Regions from separate parts of the Homo sapiens genome. Here region 2 is linked to region 1. A link is a contact called in ENCODE Hi-C data. All regions are on one chromosome and are shown on one strand. Each heading gives the region's core, a stretch centred on a gene start or an enhancer-like site at or near the end of the contact. The rest is flanking DNA. Distances are from core to core; before and after follow the strand shown. Region 1 overlaps CAMK4 (calcium/calmodulin dependent protein kinase IV). Region 2 holds the start of NREP (neuronal regeneration related protein).

Region 1 (5,542 bases), core at 2,034-4,533:
GAGTGTGTGGGTTTGTTACATAGGTAAACATGTACCATGGTGGTTTGCTGCACCTATCAGCTTATCACCTAGGTGTTAAGCCTGCATGCATTAACTATTTATCCTGATACTCTCCCTCCCCCGACACCCTCCCCGTGCTAGGCCCCAGTGTGTGTTGTTCCCCTGAGATGGTATCTCATTGTCCATGTGTTCTCAATGTTCAGCTCCCACATGAGTGAGAACGTGCAGTGTTTGGTTTTTCTGTTTCTGTGTTAGTTTGCTTAGGATAATGGCTTCCAGGTCCATCCATGTCCTGCGAAGGACATGATCTTGTTCCTTTTTATGGCTGCATAGTATTCCTTGGTATATATGTACCACATTTTCTTTAGCCAGTCTATCACTGATGGGCATCTGGGTTGATTCCATGTCTTTGCTACTGTGAATAGTGCTGCAATGAATATACGTGTGCATGTATCTTTCTAACAGAATGATTTATATTCCTTTGGGTATATATCCAGTAATGGGATTTCTGAGTCTAATGGTATTTCTGGTTGCAGGTCTTTGAGGAATTGCCACACTGTCTTCCACAATGGTTGAACCAATTTACATTCCCACCAACAGTGTAAAAGCATTCCTATTTCTCCACAGCCTCACCAGCATCTGTTGTTTCTTGACTTTTTAATAACTGTCATTCTGACTGGTGTGAGATGATATCTCAATGTGGTCTTGAACTGCATTTATCTAATGATCAGTGATATTGAGCTTTTTAAAATATGTTTGTCACCACTAAATGTCTTCTTTTCAGAAGTGTCTGTTCATGTCCTTCGCCCACTTTTTAATGGGGTTGTTTTTTTCTTGTAAATTTGTTTAAGTTCCTTGTACATTGTGGATATTAGACCTTTGTCAGGTGGATAGATGGTAAAAATTTTCTTCCATTCTGTAGGTTGTCTGTTCACTCTGATAACAGATTCTTTTGCTGTGTAGAAGATCTTTAGTTTAATTAGATCCCATTTGTCAATCTTTGCTTTTGTTGCAACTGCTTTTGATGTTTTTGTCATGAAATCTTTGCCCATGCCTATGTCCTGAATAGTATCACCTAGATTTTCTTCTAGGGTTTTTACAGTTTTGGGTTTTACATTTAAGTCTTTAATCCATCTTGAGTTAATTTTTGTATAAGGTGTAAAGAAAAGATCCAGTTTCAATTTTCTGCTTAAAAGCCATGTCTATTTTTTTAACGGATTTGTCTGAAGGACTGCTGGAATGTTGCTGGCATGACTCTTACTGTCCAAAGTGGTAAACTTTCAAAATACAGAAGACCAAAGATACTGTTGTGAGCAATGAATATCACTTTACAAGTGTGCCCATGGTAGTTAATACATTTTCAAAAATAATAAGCTGCTGCCAAGATTAGAAGCTATAAACAGCTTTAAAAAAAGACTTGGGCTGCCACATTATTCTGGTACTTATGTGTGAATACTATATGTCTTTTCTAGCTCTGAGAGTCAATTACTGCATTTATTACCGATATTGATTGGTAAGAAAAGGCTCATTTTTATTAGGGCTCTCTAAAACTATTGGCCCATTTCAAATAAAATATTTTGAAATAATTCTAGATTCACAAGAAGTCTCAAAACTAGTATAAAGAAGTCCTACATGCCCTTCACTCAGTTCCCCCAAAGGTTATATTTTACATAATCATAGTAATATTAAAACCAGGAAACTGACATTTGTGCAATGTGTGTGTGTAACTCTATGCCATTTTCTCACATGTTGATTAATCTGACCACCAACACAACCAAGATACAAAACTATTACATCCCCACAATAGTATCACTCATGTTCCTCTTTGTGATCACACCCAATTCCACCCCACCATAGCACCACCATACCTAATCCCTGGCAACGACTAATTTGTTCTCTACCTCTATAATTTGGTCATTTTGAAAGTGTTATATAAGCAGAATCACACCTTTTGAGATTGGCTTTTTTCACTAACATATGGCCCTTGAGTCCATCCAAGTTATTTCATGTACCAATCATTTTTTGCTTTTTATTACTGAGTAGCAGCCATGGTATGGATGTAAGACAGGATCATTTTTGTGAGATATCCAGTTGAATTCTGTGATCGATTAGTCTATATCAAAATACATACAGCTATATATATGTGTGTGTGTATGCATTCTAAATATAAGGAAACTGACCTTGGGGAAATGTTTTTAATCTTTACATCATTAGCCTTAAAAACAGTTAATTTCCAATAACACTATTGATTCAACCCATTACTCACATATCCAAAAATACACTGGGAGAAGTTGGCATTTTAAGCGGTATAAAACAGTGGTGAGCAGGAAATGGGCATTTAATTAGAACATCATCAGAGACTCCAAATAGCCATAAAATGATGATACAATGAATCCATAAATGCAAAGCTTCTGAGACTACAAAGACAAATAATGGAGGCTTTGCAAGAATGGTCTGGGGCTTCGGGTATGCAAACACACAATTCAGCTGCTGTTTCCATTCCCGAGACAGGCTCAGCTAAGGTTGTGACAAAATCATGACTCTAAAAGTCAGCAATAAAGATCTTAGGGAACTTTAGATCATGGCTTTTTTAAAGCTTCACTGAATTTACACAAACTCTGACCTAGCTGAAGTTGTCAGCAAAGATAAACAGTTCGGTAAACTCTACAAAGAAATGTACAGAAAAATCAGAAAATCAGCCTACTACACACAAAAATAAACTTGCTGGGCATGAATCCAAGAAAACCCACTCAGATTATCATAAAGATCACTGAAAACACTTTCTGTTTGTAAGGAGAAATATAATTGCTTGATACTTGGGAAGAGTTTTTCCATTCATAGCTCACCAAAGTGAGCAGATCCAATGGAAGTGATGATGGCACAGGATGGGCAGACCAAAGTTATTTATAAGGCTCAGGAACCAGGGCTTCATGGCCATCAACAGTAGTTCAGACAACATGCAACTACAAAATTAGACCTTCAAACAATGTCCATCAGAAATGTACTTCAATTACACCAGGGAATTTTGATACACAGCCCAGTTTAAACACCACATAAAACCATTCTTTTTTTTTTTTAAGTACTAAGTAAAAGTTGGACAAAGTATAGCTTTAGGAGTACTGGGATTTTGTTGGGTTCTTTTTTCATCAATGAGCTCACTGTGATGCTACTGCCATGAGGTGCTTCACATTTCCCCCCAGCATCTGATGTGGGCCTCATCACAGTATTTGCACAGACTACAGAAACAGCTCCTCCAAACCACAAAAGTCCCCAGGGAAATCCCGAGAACCTGACTGCAGTACCCTTTTTACCCAATGATCCACACATACTTGGCTAGTTTCATTTTTATCACCATCACTCACAGAAAGGCAGGTGCCTAATGATGTAGAGCGGTGTGCATGATGCATTGATGGGGGATTAGCAGAAACAACTCCTTCGCCTGGGGGAGCTGGCAATCAGGTGGAAATGTACATACTCAGGAGTAGATGGGATGTGCAGGAAGATTTCTGTGAATGCTGAGAGAAACTGACCCCTTGGTTCTTCAGTTTCCTTCTCAATATGTTAATTTCTTCACATTCTGCATGAACATCATCTCTGACACACTTTAAAACTTGTATTTTGATATTAATATTAGTTTCTGGCATTACAGAGTGTGAAGGCATTAAATGAGGTTAGCAGGTCTGTTCCCTGTGTTTTACAAGGGTGTCAACCCTCTCCACCTCCAGGAAGGGATTCTGTGCAGACATCTGGGATCATCTCACAGCGCACACTGCCATGGCCACGTGGCAGCAATCTCTGCCAGCCTCCCAGAGGGTCTTGTCCACAGTGACTTCCCTTTGGGTGTCAGTGCCCCCTACCCTAAATTCATTTCCTGTCAGTTTCTGTCTTTGTAACAAACTTATAGACATTAATGAAGCAGGAGCAGAGCTGGTTATACCCTAGAAGGCAGAACAAAGGCCCTTGCCCTCAAGTTCCAAAACAGACCTTTTAAGAGTAAAATTTGAGTCACTTCCACATCCATGTGCGGGAATAATCAAGACAATGATAATTTATTCTGAGCTTCTATTTTTCATAAACCAGATTCAATATTCAGATCTTAAACTATGGTAGTTTTACCAGAGTTTTATTTCTGCACACAAAAAGATTTCTGAAATGCTTTTTCCAGGTGAAAAGAAAATGCTTATATATAACATTACAGATAATTTATAATTTAAATAATTGAAATTTATTTGGGAATGGTTTAAATAGTGAGTTGACTTGTCATTATGTAACCAAATGAAGCTGATAATGACAGTCTTATCTCAGATGAAGAAATATCCATGTGCATATATGAATATCAAATTAGAAAATTAAAATGGAAATTTTTGTCTCACTTACTATTGAAAAATGAAAGAAAAGCCTGTATATAATATACTCAATAACCTCTCAGTAGCTAATCTTTTCTGTTTTTCACAAAATGGAATAAAGTCAACATCATAAAATTGTAGCTAAGCATTTTAGCAAATGCACCATGTACATTTGTTCATTTCTGTTCTCTTCAAAAAATTGTCTTTCATTTTTCTCAACATGGAAGCTGTCAGCTATTTTGATATGGCATGGTGCTTCTCTTTCTGCTTCTTTTTAAATGAAAAGTAAGAAACAGAACATAAAACAGTATTGGAGTTCCCCAGGTGACATGACTGAGAAAACCAAATGCTGACCATCTGTTGCAGCAGAACAGCCCAACCCTGTCCGGAACTGGAAATGTCTCTCCTCCCAGGTTCCGGGGCAAGCAGGGCAGCCGGCACCTGCTGCTGGCTTGAGAGGTCTGCCTAGAAAAGCACCATCAGCACACAGCTCTGAGTCTTCTCCATGGGCAGCTGCCAGAACCCGAAGGTCCTTTTAGAGGAAGATGAAAGGCAAAAATGATGGGACAGGAAAGGTGCACTAAATTACCATCCATGCAGACATTTGTCAAATTAACCCACCTCCACATCAAAAACTAAGCCATTACCAATGAGAACATAAATGTGTGTATGTACATGTGTCTGTGTTGCTCCAGTTATTTAATCAGCGGAAGCCAAGTAACCTACAAGAAACAAGTTCTCTGTAGATAAGAAAGCAAGTTTGACAAAAATAAGAAAGCAAAGACAAATGCAAACATGACTGACAGCCTGAGCCCTCTATCTCTTTCTGCATTGTCCATGCACAGCTGTCATCAATAGAAGTAGCATCACTTGCTATTGCTAAGTATTTGTCAGATTGGTGAAAATCTGTAGACTACTAGAATTATTTTTCTAGTCTATACAATGCTGTTTTCACCCCTACCAAAAACTGTCATTAATTACAGACACATTCCTTATCTAGCCCTTATTTTGAAAATCTGTAGGATCACGGATAAAATAATTTCTCCAGGAAAAATGTAGTGAGTCACAAATAATAGAGTCAAAGTTTTTCTTACAAGTTCTTTTGGTTAACATTACATTATGATTAACTTGTTTTGTAGTATTATTATTACTATGTTAGTTACCAGCTTACTGCTAAGAATATCATTGTAGAGTTC
Region 2 (5,298 bases), core at 2,059-4,558, 500 kb before region 1:
CTTTGGCTGTCTCTTTACCCCTTCACCCCAGACGACAAATTCCATGAAGATAAGGACATCGCCTACTTCCCTTTCCTCCTCCCTACGAAAATCCTGATTTGGGTCAGGTCTCTGTCCCTCTTCAATGCAGTGCACATAACTCAAGGGAGGCTACCTCTTTCCACCTCAGGAGATGGATCTGATTGTTAGAGCTAGTGGTTCTCAATCAAGGATGAGTCTCCCTGACCCCTTGGAACATTTGGTAGTGTCTGGATACATATCTGGTTGTGACAACTGGCGTTTCCTACAGGCATCTGATGGGTAGAGGCCAGAGATGTTGTTAAACATTATACTATGCACAGGACAGCCTCACCCTCCATCCTCACCCCGTCAAAAAATTATCTTGTCCCAAATGTCAATATAACTGAAGGGTTGAGACATCTTAGCTGAAGTCAATCTTTGCGTGACTTTGCTTCCTGACTGGTAATGGCTTAGGGATAATTATGTGCCCTAAATGATCAATCAGAGTGAAGTGAAGGACTGATATTCTATGATTGAGAGAGAGATGATAAGGTTAGAAAGTCAGACTATAGTCACACTGTGGCAAAATATGGCCTTTATCCCGTAATGGAGCAGGGGATACCATGATTAAAAAGAAATTTTAGAAGAGTGGGTCTACTGTAACACCTACAGGATAGATGGAAGAGGGCAGAACATGGCAGCTAGGAGGACTGTGAGACAGCTATAGCTACAGTTTGAGTGAGGTGACATGGCATGAGTTTCTCATATATCCTTAAGTGATTAGCACAGCCCCCTTCACCTAGAGGAGACTCAAGAATGTTTCTTGGATAGTTGGATGATAACCGTTTTCTGGAACACAACAGATAAATAAGCTATGAATCTGACCCAGTGTTCTTAATACTTAAAAATCTGTCACCTGAATGTCTATCATTACAATGAAGAAAAATTGGCCAAGAGAGGTGGCTTGTGCCTGTAATCCCAGCACTTTGGGAGGCCGTAGTGAGGATTGCCTGAATCCAGGAGTTTGAGACCGGGCAACATGGTAACATGGTAAGTCTCCATTTCTTAAAAAAAAAAAAAGAAAGAAAGAAAGAAAGAAAAATTAACACTTCTCTGTGAAAGAACATCTTAGGGAAGTTTTACATAAACGTTAAAGTCCCTGTGTATGTATGTGTTTATATGTATGTTTCCTTGTAGAAGCAGCTTTTGAACAAATATCACTGGGATAGATTTTTGGTAGTCTGATTTGATGGTGCGCCCTTGGGGTCCTTTCCCAGCCTGACCCTGAGGTGAATGCCAAAGATCTCAATGTTGAGGTGCCCTTGAGCAGCGTGTTGGGGTTCCAGACTTGCAGATCAGCCCCCAGGCGTCTCCCCTCTCCCACCACCCAGCCTATGCCTTACACCTTCCTTCCAGTACTTCCCTGGCTGGTAAACTGGCCTGAAAGGGTCAAGGGAATTTGTTGAGTTTTATATTTCTTCCCTTTGTTCCTAGCTATGGCTGCCAAATCATCTTATTTTTGCAGGAAAATTACTGTGATGTTTTAGATTAATTCAGAGAAGCTTTCAGTGGGCTCCTTAAACATCATACCCAGTGCAGTCTAACAGGCATTTGTTGTGGCAATGGCTTTGTAGTTTTAAAGGTGACCTATAGTCCCAGCAACAAGCATACAGAGAACTCAGTGCATTCTTTTAGAATTGTGAGTGTAAAGTATTGCTTTTTAAGGTTTGCTATTGCTGTACCCAGTATGTTAAATCTAAAACATCAGACATTCTGTAAACACGTTTAAAAATTGAGTTTTGTAAATTTGCCTTATTTTCTTTGTTACAATGGAAAACATTGCTTTCAGTGATTAGGGGAAAAAGTGGATGGCAAATTTAGAAGACACTATGATCCTTTATATCTTTTTTTCTTGGAAAGGCAATTTAATTAGGAAATAATCTTCTCCTGTGACATCTGAGAGTTACCATAAAATGATATCCTGCTTTATTGGCAACAGAACCAGTTTATTTGAGTTTGTTGCAAAATTTTGAGCTATTACATTACTATGAAAAGATAGATTTTAAATAAGAACGACGAGTTTACAAAAATCAGAAATGGCAAAGCACTTTATTTTTTAAAGCAATCCTCGATTTTAAAAAGTACAATTTCAGACGGGCAGGCAGTGGGGGAGCGTATAGGGAAGGAGAAGGAAGCACCAGGGGAGTATGTCTTGGGCCGATCACGCCAGGCCGCAGCTCTGGCTGGTTGTGCGCGTGTGACTGTGTGCACGTGTGTGTGTGCACGCGCAGCCACAGGACCTCTGGGCCCGGCCTTCAGGGGCGCTCCCCGCCCCGGGCTTCCCCGCGGAAGGGAGTGGGGCGCGCGTACCCAGCTGAGGGGCAGGGTCCGACCCGAGGCCGTGTGCAAATGCATCCTTCGCGGACTCTTTGTGTGTCTGAGCGCGGCTCCGCGCCGCCGCAGGCACCATTTTCTGCTTCGCTCAGGACAGGCACATAAAAGGAAGGCGGCTGCCGCCCGTCGCCGTCCTCTTTTCCTCAGATGCCCTCTGCTGCAGGTTTATTATTACAGTACGGGCCGCGCCGCCTCTCCCCACGGCCCTGGCGGGCCGCCGGGCTGTGCAGCACCCTGGCCGCCTTCACGCTTGGCGCGCCCCCAAACCGCCTCCTCCACCTCCTTATTTGTCTGAAAAGCAACCGCACGTCGAGGCGGAGAGGCTGGCCGGGGGCGGGGAGGAAGGCCGGGGATTTGCGCGCGCCGTGCTCCCGGGGCGGGGCCGGGGCGCAGAGCTGCGGGTCCGCTTTGTCTCCCCGGGGCGCCGCGCGGTGCAGTGGGGACGGCGCGGCGAGCGGGGCGCCCGGGGCGCGGGTGCGGGGTGTCGGGGCGCGCGCGCCTGTTGGCCGCTCGCCGACGGGGCCCAGAGCCGCCGATTCCTGCCGAGTAAGCAGTCTGGCTCCTAGGCGGCTGCACAGTGGCAGCAAGGCTGGGGCGCTGGCTCCGCGCCAGCTCCATCAGAATTAGCTCATTGTTCACTAGCACCCTAGCGGGAGAGAGAGGGAAAGGGAGAGAGAGAGACTCTTAGAGAAAGAGAGAGACACACACACTCTTGGAGAGAGAGCGCGAGGCAGGGAGATGATCTCCTCCTCCTTTTTCCAAGGCTGCACTTCTTGGAAGTGAAGCCGGTTTGGGTTTTGTTTCCCTTCCCCCTCCTCCCTCCTCTTCCTCCACCCCTTTCCCCTCCCCCTCCCTCCCCCAATCCCCCCTCCCCCCCCAATCTGTCTTTCTAGCATGTTGCCCTTTTTCAACCACATTTGTGTTTCAGGTGTAGAGAGGAGAGAGAGTGAACAGGGAGCGGGGCTTTTGTCTGTAAGTATATGCCATTCCTATCCCCGGCTGGGAGCGCTGGTTTCTCTTTTGTGTCGATTCCTTGCCGTTGCTCTTAGCTGGACCCTTCAACCCTGCAGAGTTCATGCTTCTTCCCTCTAAATTTTAAAGAGCTGAAGCGTGTACCTTGGAGAAATTCTGGCATTTTGGTTGTGCTGCATTCAGGCTGGAATTTAACTTGGGTTTTTTCTAAAATGCACAAGTTCGGAGGGAGAAATGAATTCTTTTGGGAAGGGGTGGGGTTTTGTGCTTGTTGGTGTGGTTAATTTTGTTCTTCTTGCTCCTAAAGCCTTGTTAGAAACTGTTGTGTTTCTTTGCATTAAATGCACTTTGGTGCATGCAAGCTTTTCCTCCCTTTTTATAAAATGAATTTGTGTCCCTCCGCCCTTACACTTGATTACTCTTTCAATGCTGCTGCTTCCGAGGGTCTTCTTAGGCATTCGATCTTGCAGCACTTTTTTCTGCATTTTCTTATAAAGCAGTTGAACTTTGGCGGGGAGGGCCTTAAAAATAAATGACTGTTTTTTTCTTGGTGATTATAATAATCTGATGTGCATTTATGTGTATCTATAATAACATTATAGGAAAACTCTAAGAGCGAATGATACCCTTTTTGAGAACTTTTAGTTTCTCCATTCATCTTAATTTTTGTCATAACTGTGTTAACAAAAGAGCGGTCTTCTGATAATATAAAGGTTGAGGGTAAATCACTGCAGCAGTATGTACATTAATGTTTATTTGGTTTAGGGAGAAGGACAGAATGGTGTATATTCCTGACTCCCCCCACCCCCCCCGCCGTGTAGGGTTTTTTTTTTTTTTTTAAACACGGAAGGTTATGTAATGCAGTGCCATTTCCAAAAATATCCACTCTGAGGCATTACACTACACGGTGGAAGGCTGATTCCTATTCTGTCGTCTTGATTGCAAATATACTGCCAGTAGTATGTCTGGGAACAAAGAGCAGCCAGAAAACAATCTATTTTTATCACTTGGTTCTACTTTTAAGTTGCTAAACCTTTTGAACTCATGCAATTTAAAGATGAACCAAACACTAAGAATAGCCCAGGACTCTGCAAAGCCAAGTACCAGGGATTCCTTTGTCCCTTAGTTAAGCCTATAGGCCACTTGGAAAGCTCTTTCAGAAATCCCAGTAGTTAACAATAATTTGCATGTAACTTATCTTAACCACAGAAAATGGTTATTCGTCTGTAACCTCTAAAGAGGCATTTTTCGTTTGCTGACCTGTGGTGAGGCGATGTGTCTACTGTATTTAAACATATTTTGCAGGTTGGTCTCCCTGGACTGAAGAGAGGGAGAATAGAAGCCCAAGACTAAGATTCTCAAAATGGTAAGACTTGGTCATCAGAGGAGATTCTCAGTACTTCTTACCAGTCTGTTACATATAAATATCAACCACCCATCTTCATCCGCCTCAACCCTTCATTGTTCTACACCCCATCTGACCTTTAAAAGGTTCTATCTCCAGTTCCTGGGAGCGTTGCAGTACAGCAATTTATGTGAATTGGATGTGGCAAATTAGTTCTTTGACTTGCAATTATTTTGAATAGAAAACTAAAATTCCTCTTTCAGAAGTGAGGATTTATTTAATTTGAACAACAGAAACTATTCGGTTCTTTAAGAAGAGTGATGTGTTGTGACACGCATGGAGGTGGTGACAGCAGTAGGGCTCAAACAAAGCCTTGGGTCTTAGAGCTAGGCCGAAGTTACCCAAAACTGAGGAGTCTGTCCAGCTGATCAAACAGCTACTGTATATGCTATCCTTTAAAGCAATATAGATGAAAAGCATGAATTTTTATATTAATGTGCCCCATCTATTTAAATATAATTACTGTTATTTTTCTCGATTTATAATTTCATTTGTGAGAGACATGTACTCAATTTTAGAAGTCAAGC

What was found. A loop is a pair of places that touch in the nucleus more often than their neighbours do. Pooled maps may share reads with other maps.
Region 2: a loop to region 1 is called in a pooled map, with 7 times the contacts of the local background. The contact joins the promoter of NREP here to the enhancer-like site in region 1. A Hi-C loop is called at or near these places in 7 of 37 single-sample maps with no recorded cell type and 5 of 50 pooled maps.

What each region holds. Positions count from the first base shown.
Region 1 is chr5:111,252,597-111,258,138 of GRCh38, reverse strand. The region is part of intron 1 of CAMK4 (calcium/calmodulin dependent protein kinase IV); the gene reads right to left. Among named protein-coding and RNA genes, the nearest start is that of CAMK4, 31 kb to the right of the region's middle. RefSeq lists enhancers at 2,951-3,000, 3,161-3,430, 3,651-3,740, 4,549-4,638, 4,779-4,828 and 1 more. Within about 2 kb of position 3,283, at least 3 of the 41 ENCODE cell types and tissues checked have a DNase peak (open chromatin) inside an H3K27ac peak, as active enhancers do.
Region 2 is chr5:111,755,204-111,760,501 of GRCh38, reverse strand. It overlaps NREP (neuronal regeneration related protein), which reads left to right and starts at 3,308. Exons shown (of 4, transcript NM_004772.4): 1 at 3,308-3,366; 2 at 4,672-4,732. The coding sequence starts at 4,730. RefSeq lists silencers at 2,178-2,537, 2,558-2,957 and an enhancer at 3,551-4,108.